2 separate regions of the Homo sapiens genome follow, and region 2 is linked to region 1. A link is a loop called in an ENCODE intact Hi-C map of the cell type or tissue named here. Cell type or tissue: IMR-90. All regions are shown on one strand. Links, peaks and the distances in the headings refer to the core of each region. The heading gives the core; the rest is flanking DNA.

Region 1 (5,848 bases), core at 651-4,650:
ACTAGTCATCCTGCATCTGCTCCTACCTGTTCCCCTATTCATTCTTCACCTAACAGCCAGAGTAATCCTTTCAAAATGAAAAAAGAATTAATAAGCATTTTTATTAAAGCAAAACTTACATAAATAAAAGTGTACACATTCTTAGCATCTAGTTTTGTGAATTACCACAAAGTGAATATGCCCATGAAAACGCCATCCAGATTAGGAAATAAAACATTACCAACATCCCAGGAGCTCCCCCACTTTACGTTCCTTTTCATTTAGTACTACCTCTCCTCTCAATATCCTTTCTACCATTATATATTGGTTTCAACCTAGTTCTGAAGTGTATGCAAAGGGAGTCATAGAAAAAGTACGCTTTTGTATCTGGATTTTTCCATTTGATAGTATGTATGGGAGATTCATCCAGTTACTGTGTGTAGGAGATGATCCTTAATTTTTGTTGTTGTATTTCACTTTTTTATTTAATATAATTTATCCATTCTGTAGTTGATAGACTGCTCAACCCACTTCTGGGTTGAGGCTGTTATGAACATACTTGTACAAGTATTTTGGGATTCATAAGTATGCATCTCTGTTGAGTATATACATTGGAGTGGAATTGCTGGGTCATAGGGTATGTGCATGTTTGGTGTTAGTAGATACTTCCATGTAGTTTTCCAATGTGGTTGTACAAATTTACACTTCCACCAGCAGAGTATGAGAGTTCCAGTTGCTTCATATTCTCACCAGCACTTAGTATTGTCAGTCTTTTAAAATTTGGCCATTCTTACTGTCATCTTGCCATTTCCTCAATGAAAAATAAGGTTAATACCATTTTAGATAATTAATGGCCATTTGATTATACTCTTTTGTGGGATTCCTATTCAAATATTTTGCTCATTTTTCCATTGCGGTATCTGAATTTTCCTTATAATATTCTAGATCTGAGTTTTGTGGCTTGCCCATTCACTCTCTTATTGGTGTTCTTTAAGAATATAAATTCTTAAAATAGCCCAATTTATTGATCAATATGGTCCAATTTATTGATCTTCTCCTTTATGGTTGGCACTTTTTGTGTCCTATTTAGAAATCTTTTCCAAGGTAATGAAGCTCTTCTCCTCCACTATCTTCCAGAAGTTTTATTGTTTTCTCTTTTACATTGAGGTCCACAATTTATCTGGAATTAATTTTTGGTTATGGTATAAAGTAGAGGTTAAGATACATCTTTCTTTCCACGTGATTTTCCAATTGACCCAACACCATTTATTGATAAGAATATCTTTTGCCTACCAAAATGAAAATGTAATTATGCTGGATTGGAGAGGAGAATAAAACTCTGGGCTTGGGATTCAAAATTATTTCTTATGGTATATTTTAACCTGAAACCAAGGTGTTATGGCTAAACTCCAGCAGAAAGCCTCTGTTACCTAGAACTGTTAATGAGCCCTCCCATCTGGAAGGAGAACAGAGAAGTAATCTTGAAATTGTAATTATTACCACACTCAATGCCATGAACTACCTGAATAGTTATGAACGAACTTCTGTTGATGGTTATACCCCTAAATCTCCCCAAAACTGAAGACAATTATGTCTACCCCTAGACAAATGAGTATTTGCTGTGCAAATGACCCTCTGAGGAGAAAGGTACTGACAATCCTTTGGGTACAAAGTGCTCTGATCTCCTTGGGTTGTAGAGATGTAAGCCAATTGTTTTGTCTTTTTCTCATTTCAGTATTGCAAAGACAAAGAGAATCAACTTTTAATTTATGTATCACTTTGGATTTTTCCCACTGCCAATCAGATTTCTGGGCGAGAGCTCCTCATGAATTTTCTGACAGCTACATGGATCACATGGGTGAGTTGTTCCTGATGTCTGATCCCTGATCCTTATGGATGCCTGGAAGTCTGAAACAACACATAGCTGGCCTATTACTCATTCTCCCTACACTACTGAGCTCCAGTGTTGCCCCTTCCCTAGGCTTAACCTCTCCCCCTATATTTGCTGACAGTCTCTTTGAAAAATTCTCATAACATATAGATACTGTCTAAGCTTTTGAACAAGTCTACTCCCCTTGACGTCAACTGTTCTGTTGATTTCCCCCAGCCTAATCCCTTACCACTCCCTTCTTTGCTATTCATGCTTGGTATAGTTTCTAGCACTCATCATGCTGATTCATGCCTCTTTACTTTTAGTTGTAATGTTTTCCCTGCCTAGACTACCTTCATTTCCCCACCTTCATTTCCACGCTAGAGGTGAAATTTAGAAACCTTCAAAAATCTATTAGTCACCAGGAAGCTTTCCTATGACTCAGGTAGGCTAAATGCCCATACCTACGTCTGTAACCACATATACCACATGATATCAGAGAGTGTGTTTATGTGTCCATTTCTCTTATGTTGGTTCTACATCTTATCTTTAGTCTCCCAACATCGAACACAACGCCTGGCACATTATAGTTGTTTAATAAATTCATGTTGAATGCACCTGAACAGCAGTAGTACAAGGAAAAGATTAACTTGCTCAGAAACTCTTGCATTTGGAGCTGAGGACCAAGTGGGTTGAAGTATTAAACATACTGCTGAGGTTGCTTGCCTTGGTTGGGGTCAGCCTAGACAACCACTCAGTCTAGAGTCACAGAGGAGACTTAAAGCTCAAAAGTTTGCAATTTGTACACAGACTCTCAGCTTATAGAATCAAAACTCCTTTTGCTACACATTTATTTCTAAAATTAAATAAATAAGTTTAAAAAGGCAACTGAACGTCCCCCATCTCATAGTTTCTTAAGCCAGCAGCAGACTGTATGACACATCCTTCAAATAACTGCGGTGTTCTGAGTAAGTGTTTTAAAATACACAGCCCAGCCAACAAAAGCACTCAGGGATCTTGTTGTTTATTTTTGAGCATTAAAAAAAAGTTAAAAATGCAGTGGTTGCTGAGTGTAGACTCATACCACACTAGCTCATTAGCCCTTTTAAAATATCCTGCATTGGAAAAATCTTTAATGCTAGAGCCCATTAAAATTTTGAAAATTCTAACATAGTTTTTAAAACATTATCCCAAATAATTTAGTAGGTGCTTACATTTTAAAAATCTGTAAATAATAAAAAAAATTAGTATAATGATAGCTTAGCTCAATTATTATTCTTACTGTAGTTGGTAACTTATAATACTTAAGTAATTATCTAATATACCAGCTAGAATCCAGAAAGATGCAAAGACTTTTTACTGTATTTTTTCTCCATTTGCACCCCAATTATGTATATTTCATGTCCCTCTTTGCTCTGTTGTGTTCCAGGGGGCCCTGTGGACTGCATTACCCAAGGCTCCTTTTCCATTTGACTTCTGGTTGTGCTATGCTTATAGAGATATTCATGGGGGATTAAAGAGTGGTGGAAGAGAGGTTGGGGTATTTCTTTACCTGCTTTCTCTATACATCAGTGCCACATTTCTGGCATGGCTGTGTTCCTGTATGACTACAGCTCCTCTGCCTTCCTCCACAGCTCCAGGTTTTCTCCTATTGGGAGTGATGATGGTTTTCCACTGAGACCAGTCTCTGAGTGCCTCAACATCCTTTGTTGGTTTTCTTAATCAAGCCCACACCCCTGTAATTAGTCCTTTCATTAATGTATTGTATTTGATTAATCTTGTTGAATCCTGCTACTTGCCAGGATTCCAACTGACACAAACTAAATTTAATGTATTTGTAGAGAACACTTCATATCACAATTGAGGTAAAGTCCTCCTATCCCCCATGGCGAGCACTGAATTAAAAGAGAAAACAGCAGAACTCATTAACAGAGATTCATAATTCACCAAGGAATTACCAATGAAGCTTAAGAATAGGAAATACCATTTTGAAGGCATCTTAAGATCCCCACTGCACTATGAATCTAAAGGAGAAAAAGTGTCAAAGTTTTAAATCAAGGGATGCACTCACAGGAAGAAAATCCCCACATTAACAACGCAAAAGGCAAATAAATGATACCCAGTCTTTACATAAAGCACAGAGACTTGATACTATCACTTGGTTGGACTGCAATAACTATTTGTCTCTTCTCTCCCCATTATTGATGCAACAAAATTTTTGAAGCACTTCCTTTGAAGAGCCACAAATTTGCTATAAGACTAAGCATTGTAACTATCCCTATCCCATTAGGGCCTAAGGTGAGAGGATGTAAGAATGGATCAGGAGAGGTGACCTCAGGAGAGCTGAAACAAGACCAGAAACTAAAGATAGAAAAATGTTCAGATTACTGATAGATTCCAAGTAAATCTAAAGCTAGGTAGAAATGTGCCAGGAAGAATGATCAGAGATTAAAATAGGTCCAGACTGGAGAAAGGATCTGAATAATGGGTACCAGCATCCAGGCAAGAGATCCAGAAGGCAACTTTAAGAATACAATGGATACCAAACCTTACCTCATTCCATCAGGTTTTATATATTTCCATTACAAGGATAAAAGCAAAACCCAATGAGGCTGATCCAATGACCCTGGCTATAGTATAATCAAAAATGCAAGAAAAAAGCAGTTCCTGATGAGAAGACTGGAAGAAATCATTTGGACCCTAAAATACCATTGTAGATTGGCTCATTAAATAAAAGATAAAGTTGTATTTTCAGGTTTCCTGAGTTTATTTTTCCACCCAGTGCTACACTTAATCAGGGTTTAGAGGTTTAGGGGTGGACACAAACTCAACTTGTTTTCTAAGATCATAATTTCTTTTAAAAGATATATGTAAACTTCCTTGGAATTACAGAAAAAAAGTTTTTATTTATTTATTTATTTATTTTAAGTATTTAACACTTCTGCTTCCAGCCAAAATGTAGTAAAAGGTCTGGCTTAATTTCTCACCTAAAATAAGCAAATAGTGGACAAAATGTATGAATCTATTATTTTCAATACAATGAGCATCAGGGAATGAAAGATTGCATATTAATTAGGGTTCTCCAAATAAACAGCACCAACAGGGATATATAAAAAAATGAGAATTGGCTTACATGATTGTGGAGGTCAAGAAGTTCCATAATAGGCTGTCTATGAGCTGAAGAAACAAGAAAGAGTTGGAGGTGAAACTCAGTCTAAGTCCAAAGGCCTGAGGACTGGCATTGTGGCCAGTGGGGGAGAGTGGGAGGGTGGGGATGGTGTAAGTCACAGATGGAGTCTGAAGGCTTGAGAACACAGAGCACTGATGTCTGAGAACAGGAGAAGACAGATGTTCCAGCTCAAACAAGGCAGATCAAATTTGCCCTTCCTCTACCTTTTGTTCTACCCATACCCTCAAGGGATTGGACAATGCTTGCCTACATTAGTGAGTGTGATCTTCTTTACTCAGTCTACTGATTTGAATGCTAATTTCTTCCAGAAACACCTTCAGAGACACACCCAGAAATAATGTTTTACCAACTATCTGGGCATTCCTTAGCCCAGTCAAGTTGACACATAAAATTAACCATAACAGACAGTGATCCCTAAAAGAAGGAAAACAATCAAGGTGAGTCCCTTGATTGGGTCCAGCTTAGTGCCTTAAGCTATTCCAGGCCACAGGAACAGGAACCCAAGTACAGCCTGGCAGACTTAAGGAGACAGAGGTCAGAATCTGTCTCCTGGGAGATCAAAACACTCACGGTTCACAGGACAGAGTACCAGAGAGAAGAGTGCTACACACAAAGAGAACCTGGAGATTTGCAAAAGGGCCCATTCAAGTATTCAGCTAGGTATGCATTGATCACTGTACACATGTAAGGAAACCACCTAAGGCTGGGAAAAGAATTATCTAAAAGGATCACAGGTCTCACCACAAATAAATGATAAATGTGTGAAGTAATGCATATGTTAATTAGCTTGATGAAGTCATTCCAGAATG
Region 2 (5,848 bases), core at 957-4,956, 77 kb before region 1:
CAATATCATTAAAAAGGCCATCCTGTCCAAAGCAATCTGCAGATTCAACATTGTATTAGTCCATTCTCATGCTGTCATGAAGAAATACCCAAGACTGGGTAATTTATAAAGAAAGAGGTTTAATTGACTCACACTTCCGCATGACTGGGGAGGCCTCAGGAAACTTACAATCATGACGAAAGACACCTCTTCACAGGGCAGCAGGAGAGAGAATGAGTGCAAGCAGGGGAAATGCCAGACACTTATAAAACCATCAGATCTCGTGAGACTTGCTCACTACCACGAGAACAGCGTGGGGGAAACTGCCCCCATGGTTCAATTACCTCCACCTGGTCCTGCCCTTGACACATGGGGATATGGGGTTACAATTCAAGATGAGATTTTGGGTAGGAAAACAGTCAAACCATATCTAACAATATTCCTATCAAACTACCAATGTCATTTTCCACAGAATTGGAAAAAATTATTCTAAAATTATTTTGGAACCAAAAAAGAGCACAAGTAGCCAAAGCAATCCTATGCAAAGAGAATAAAGTTGGGGGCATTATATCACCTGACTTCGTACTATACTATAAGGCCAAAGTAACCAAAACAGCATGGTACTGGTACAAAAACAGACATATAGACCAATGGAACAGAATAGAGAACCCAGGAATAAATCTGCACACTTACATTCATCTGATCTTCAACAATGTCAACAAAAATAAGCAATTGGGAAAAGATTTCCTATTCAATAAATAGTGCTGGAATAGCTGGCTAGCCATATGCAGAAGATTGAAACTGTATCCCTTCCTTATACCATATACAAAAATTACTCACGATGAATTAAAGATTGAAATGTAAGACCTCAAACTATAAGAATCCTAGAAGATAAACTAGGAAATACCCTTCTGGACATAGGCCTTGGCAAATAATTTATGACTAAGTCCTCAAAAGCAATTGCAATAAAAACAATAATTGACAAGTGGCACATAATTAAACTTAAGAGCTTCTGCACAGCAAAAGAAACTATCAACAGAGTAAACAGAAAACCTACAGAATGGGAGAAAATATTTGCAAACTATGCATCCAACAAAGGTCTAATATCCAGAATCTATAGGGAACTTAAATAAACTATTTGACAAGCAAACACAAATAACCCCATTATTAAATGGGAAAAAGACATAAACAAACACTTCTCAAAAGAAGACATACGAGTGGCCAACAAACACATGAAAACATGCTCAACATCAGCAGTCATCAGAGAAATGCACATCAAAACCACAGTGGAGTAGAATAGAGAGTACAGAACTAAACACATACATCTATGGTCAATTGATTTGCAACAAGGGTACCATGACCATTCAATGGGAAAATAATAGACTCTTCAACAAATGATGCTGGGACAACTGTATATCCACACGCAAAAGAATGAAGTTGGACTCCTACCTTACACTATATATGAAAGTTAACTAAAAATGGATCAAAGACCTGAATAAATATAAGAGCTAAAACCATAAAACTATTAGAAGAAAACACAGGGGTAAATCATCATGTCCTTGGATTCAGAAAATGGATTTTTAGATGACACGAAAAGCATGAGCAACAAAAGAAAAAGTAGATAAATTGAACTTCTTCAAAATTAAAAACTTGTTTGTCAAAGGATACTATCAAGAAATCGAAAAAGACAACCCACAGAATGGGAGAAAATATTTGCAAATCACATATCTAATAAGGATCTAGTATTCAGAATACATAAGGAACCCTTACAGCTCAATAACAAAAGGGCCAAATAACTCAATTTTAAAATGGGTAAAGGACTTGAATAAACATTTCTCCAAAGAATATATACAAATGGCCAAGAAGTACATGAAAATATGCTCAACATCCTTGTCATTAAGGAAATGTAAATCAAAACCTCAATGAGATACCACTTCATACCCATAGGAGGGCTATAATGAAAAAAATTAATGGAAATTAACAAATATGGGAGAGGCTGTGGAGAAATTTGAATCCTTATACATTGCTGGTGGGAATGTAACATTATATAGCCACTGTGGAAAACAGTTTGGCAGTTCCTTAAAAAGTTAAACATATAATTACCATATGACCCCACAATTCTGCTCCTAGGTATATACACAAAGGAATTGAAAACAGGTTCTCAAATAGATGTAAATGCATGCTTATAGCAGCACTATTCACAATAGCCAGAAGGTGGAAACAGATGTCTATCAATGGACGAATGGATAAACAAATAGTGGTACATACATGCAAGGAATTATTATTCAGCCATTAAAAGGAATGAAGTACTTACTGATTTATGTTCCAATGTGGATAAACCTCAAAAACATGCTAAGTGAAAGAAGCCAGGCATGAACGATCACATATTACAAGATTCTATTTACATGAAATATACAGAATAGGTAAATCTATATAAACAGAATGCAAATTGGTGTTTGCCAGGATCTGGGGGAGGAGAGAATGGAGAAAAAATGCTGAATGAGCATGGGGTTTTATTTTGGAGTGTAGAAATATTTGTAACTGGATAGAGATGGTAGTCACACAACATGGTGAATATACTAAATGCCACTGAGTTGTTCACTTTAAAATAATTAATCTTATGTTATGTGAATTTCACCTAAATACATTTTTTAAAAATCTGCTTTTTTCCCTATACTTCCAAGGCTTAGTTAATGGCACCACTATTCACACATTCATCCAAATCAGAAATTTGGAAATAATTCTAGATATCTTATTTCCTTCATAGAGAACATCCTATTGATGGTGAAGTCTATTTGGCCCTCTATCCTTTGAATTTCTTGCATTTTTCCTTCCACTCCATCTACTTGATGTATCTTAGCTTAGGTTATATACTACTGCAATAGTGTCCAACTGGACTCCCTTTCTTTAAATTTCAACCCCTTGAATCCCTCCTTCACAGAGCAGCGTGAATTATCTAGGATATTGATTTGATTCTCAAATCTTAGAGTGCATCAGAATTACCTGGAGGGTTTGTTAAAACGTAGATTGCTAGGCCCTATACTCAGAGGTTCTGATTCAGCAGGTCTGAGGTGTGGCTCTAGAATTTGCATTTCTGACAAATTCTCATGTAATGCTGATCTTGTTGGTCTGGAGGACCACACTTTGAGAATGACTAATCCATAACTTTATTGATTGATTACTTTTCACTTTAAAATCCTCTTGTCCTTACCCTAAGATGCTCCAGGGCCCTGCACCTATCTGCAACTTCAAATTTCCCTATGGCCTATCTTAACCATATCTATGTTAATAGTCAACTCTTCCATGAAAATATATTATTTAGCGTTATCTGCTTGTAAGCAACAGAAAGTAACTTGAGCTTATTTAAAGAAAAAATGAAATGTATTAGAAGTTCATCACAGACATAATAGGAAGTTTGGAGGACCAGACTCAGAAATAGACAAGAATGAAGACAGATCAGGTATGCTGGCAGCAGGGATTAGAATATGACCATCTGGTCCAAGAAGTAGTTCTGGAATGAATGCACTAGATGCTCCTCTACTTGTGATGGAGTTATGTCTCAGTTAAACCCATTATAAGTTGAAAATACGTCAAATATGTATTTAATGCATTTTAGAGTATTGATTGTTTACTCTTGTGATCACAAAACTGACTTGGAGCTATGGCTCACTGCTGCTGCCCAATATCGTGAGAGAATATCATACTACATATTACAAGCCTAAGAAAAAATTAAAATTCAGATTTTGAAGTACAATTTTTACTGAATGCATATCACTTTTGCACTATTTGAAAGTTAAAATATTATAAGTTGAATCATCATAAGTTGGGGACCATTTGTATATCTATTTTTCCATCCTTGGGTCTCTCAAGACAGAAAATTCGTGGAAAAAACTCTCAAGCATCTCAGCTTGGGTTACATGCTTCCTGGTAAAGGAAGGCACAGTCACTTGTTGTTGCACTGAGACAGCACACAGTGGAGAAAAATAATTATCCACAAGAAAATCAGGCTGTGGTTATCAGATTAGGGTGGCTGAATACTCAGGGAACAGAAAACCAAATATTTTCAGCACCATTTCCTTCTTTGTGCTTTACTGTACATTGCACCAACTTCCATATTACTTAAGACTCCTAGCCATTTTTGTGTATATGTCTTACTAGACTATGAGTACCTTGGAAACAGAAACTATGTTTCTTTTTTATTTCTAAAATTTAGCATAGCATGTGGCATTAAGCAGGTGTTCAACAAATGTTTGTTGAACGAATAAATACACAAAGAAATAAAATCGAATGGATCCAAAACACAGCTGAATTACAGGATGAAAGGGGGAAGCCAAGCATTCAAGTGAGGGGAAGAGAGAAGAGTGTAGTGGTTTGGGCAGTTTGTCAGAAGCTGTGAGCACACAAAAAGCTGTTCCTGGACATGAGAAAGTGGAAAAGTCACCTTGAGCCAGAGGAAACTTGCTATTTTTCCCCAGGACCAGAGATGCTTAGGGAGAAAATGCAGAATAACTTTTTTAAACAGCTTAATTGAGTTATAACTAACATTCAAGAAACTTTCCATATTTAAGGTGTACAATTTGATACATTTTGACACATGTATGAGCCCATGAAACAATCACTGTAATGAAAATAATGAGAATGTCCATCACCCTGAAAAGTTTCCTCATGCTCCTTTATAATCGCTCCCTCTAATCCCTGCCAGCACACCCCATCCCCAGTGCTTTCTGTCACTATGAATTAGCTTACATTTTCTAGAAGTTTATATAGGAGTCATACAGTATGTGTCATTTTTTGTCTCACTTCTTTTACCCAGTGTAATTATTTTGAGATTCATCTATGCTGTTGTGTGTATCAGTTCATTCTATTTTATTGTTGTATAGTATTCTAATGCACAGATACATCACAGTTAATTCATCTATTGACCTGTTGATGGGCATTTGACTTATTTCCAGTTGGGGGCTATTAAAAATAAGGTTGTTGGGAATACTTGTGTACAAGCTTTTGTAGAGACATATATTTTCTTTTCTCTTGAATAGATAACTAAGTGTGGAATGACTAAGTCATATGGTGTATGTATATATAACTTTTTTAAAAAAACTGCTGGATTTCTACTTCTGGCATGGCAGCATGAGGGGCTCCATGGATTTGTTTCCAGTAAAACTGGTAAAAATTATTTTTAAAGCAACCATTTAAAGTCTCTGGAAATTGTTCTAAGGAAATATAGAAAATGAAGAATATTTATTCAAGAAAATCTACTAAACTTAGTAGAAACTGATAGAGTCTGTGGTTATTTGAATCAAGATCTGTGCCCTCCATTGCCCATCTCAACTCAGCAAGATGGAAACTGCATTCCAGCCTGGTACAGCCAAGAACACAGGGTTCCCTTTCTCTCCAGCTCCCAGTCAGAGGGCTAACTTCTTGGGAGAGGTGAGGTGTCAGTATTTCTCATCCTGCCTCCAGCTACCCCTTGCTGAAGTTAAGATCCAGGTGAATGTAACCAAGAGGTAGGTGTTCCGTTCTTCCATGCAGTCCCCAATCATGGCATCGAGGCTCTAACTAGGTTGCAACATTGCTGAGAATACTAGGGCCCAATTTCCTTTGCTCCAGCTCATGGGAAGGGGGATTTCCGGTTGACAGAGGCAAGGCAAGAAGACCTAGGGCTGTTGGCTTCTCTCCATCTATCAAATATCCAGCTCCTAAAGTGAGATGTCACTCAGAGATGCATGCCATTTTCCATGCCCCAAGCATAAGAGCTATGTCTCAGAGATTTTCTCCAGGGGAGAAGCCGGTTGTACAACAGAGAGCTCCAAATCCCTACCTCAAGAAACTGACTTAATTTGTCACAGAATGTGGAGAAGTTCAAGCCTAA

Evidence for each region. Hi-C counts contacts between places; a loop is a spot of excess contacts. Peaks named below come from ENCODE experiments on the same cell type or tissue, not always from the same donor. Only the 100,000 strongest peaks of a DNase experiment are listed, where the experiment ranks them.
Region 2: it touches region 1 in a loop (8-fold over the local background); 1 of 110 quality-filtered maps calls a loop at or near these places.

What each region holds. Positions count from the first base shown.
Region 1 is chrX:45,476,354-45,482,201 of GRCh38, reverse strand. No RefSeq gene overlaps it. Among named protein-coding and RNA genes, the nearest start is that of LINC01204, 26 kb to the left of the region's middle. RefSeq lists an enhancer at 937-2,136. In IMR-90, for the core only: no CTCF peak of the experiment used is centred there; DNase peaks (open chromatin) are centred at 2,061 and 2,811; H3K27ac peaks cover 675 bases.
Region 2 is chrX:45,553,933-45,559,780 of GRCh38, reverse strand. No RefSeq gene overlaps it. Among named protein-coding and RNA genes, the nearest start is that of LINC01204, 51 kb to the right of the region's middle. In IMR-90, for the core only: no CTCF peak of the experiment used is centred there; no DNase peak of the experiment used is centred there.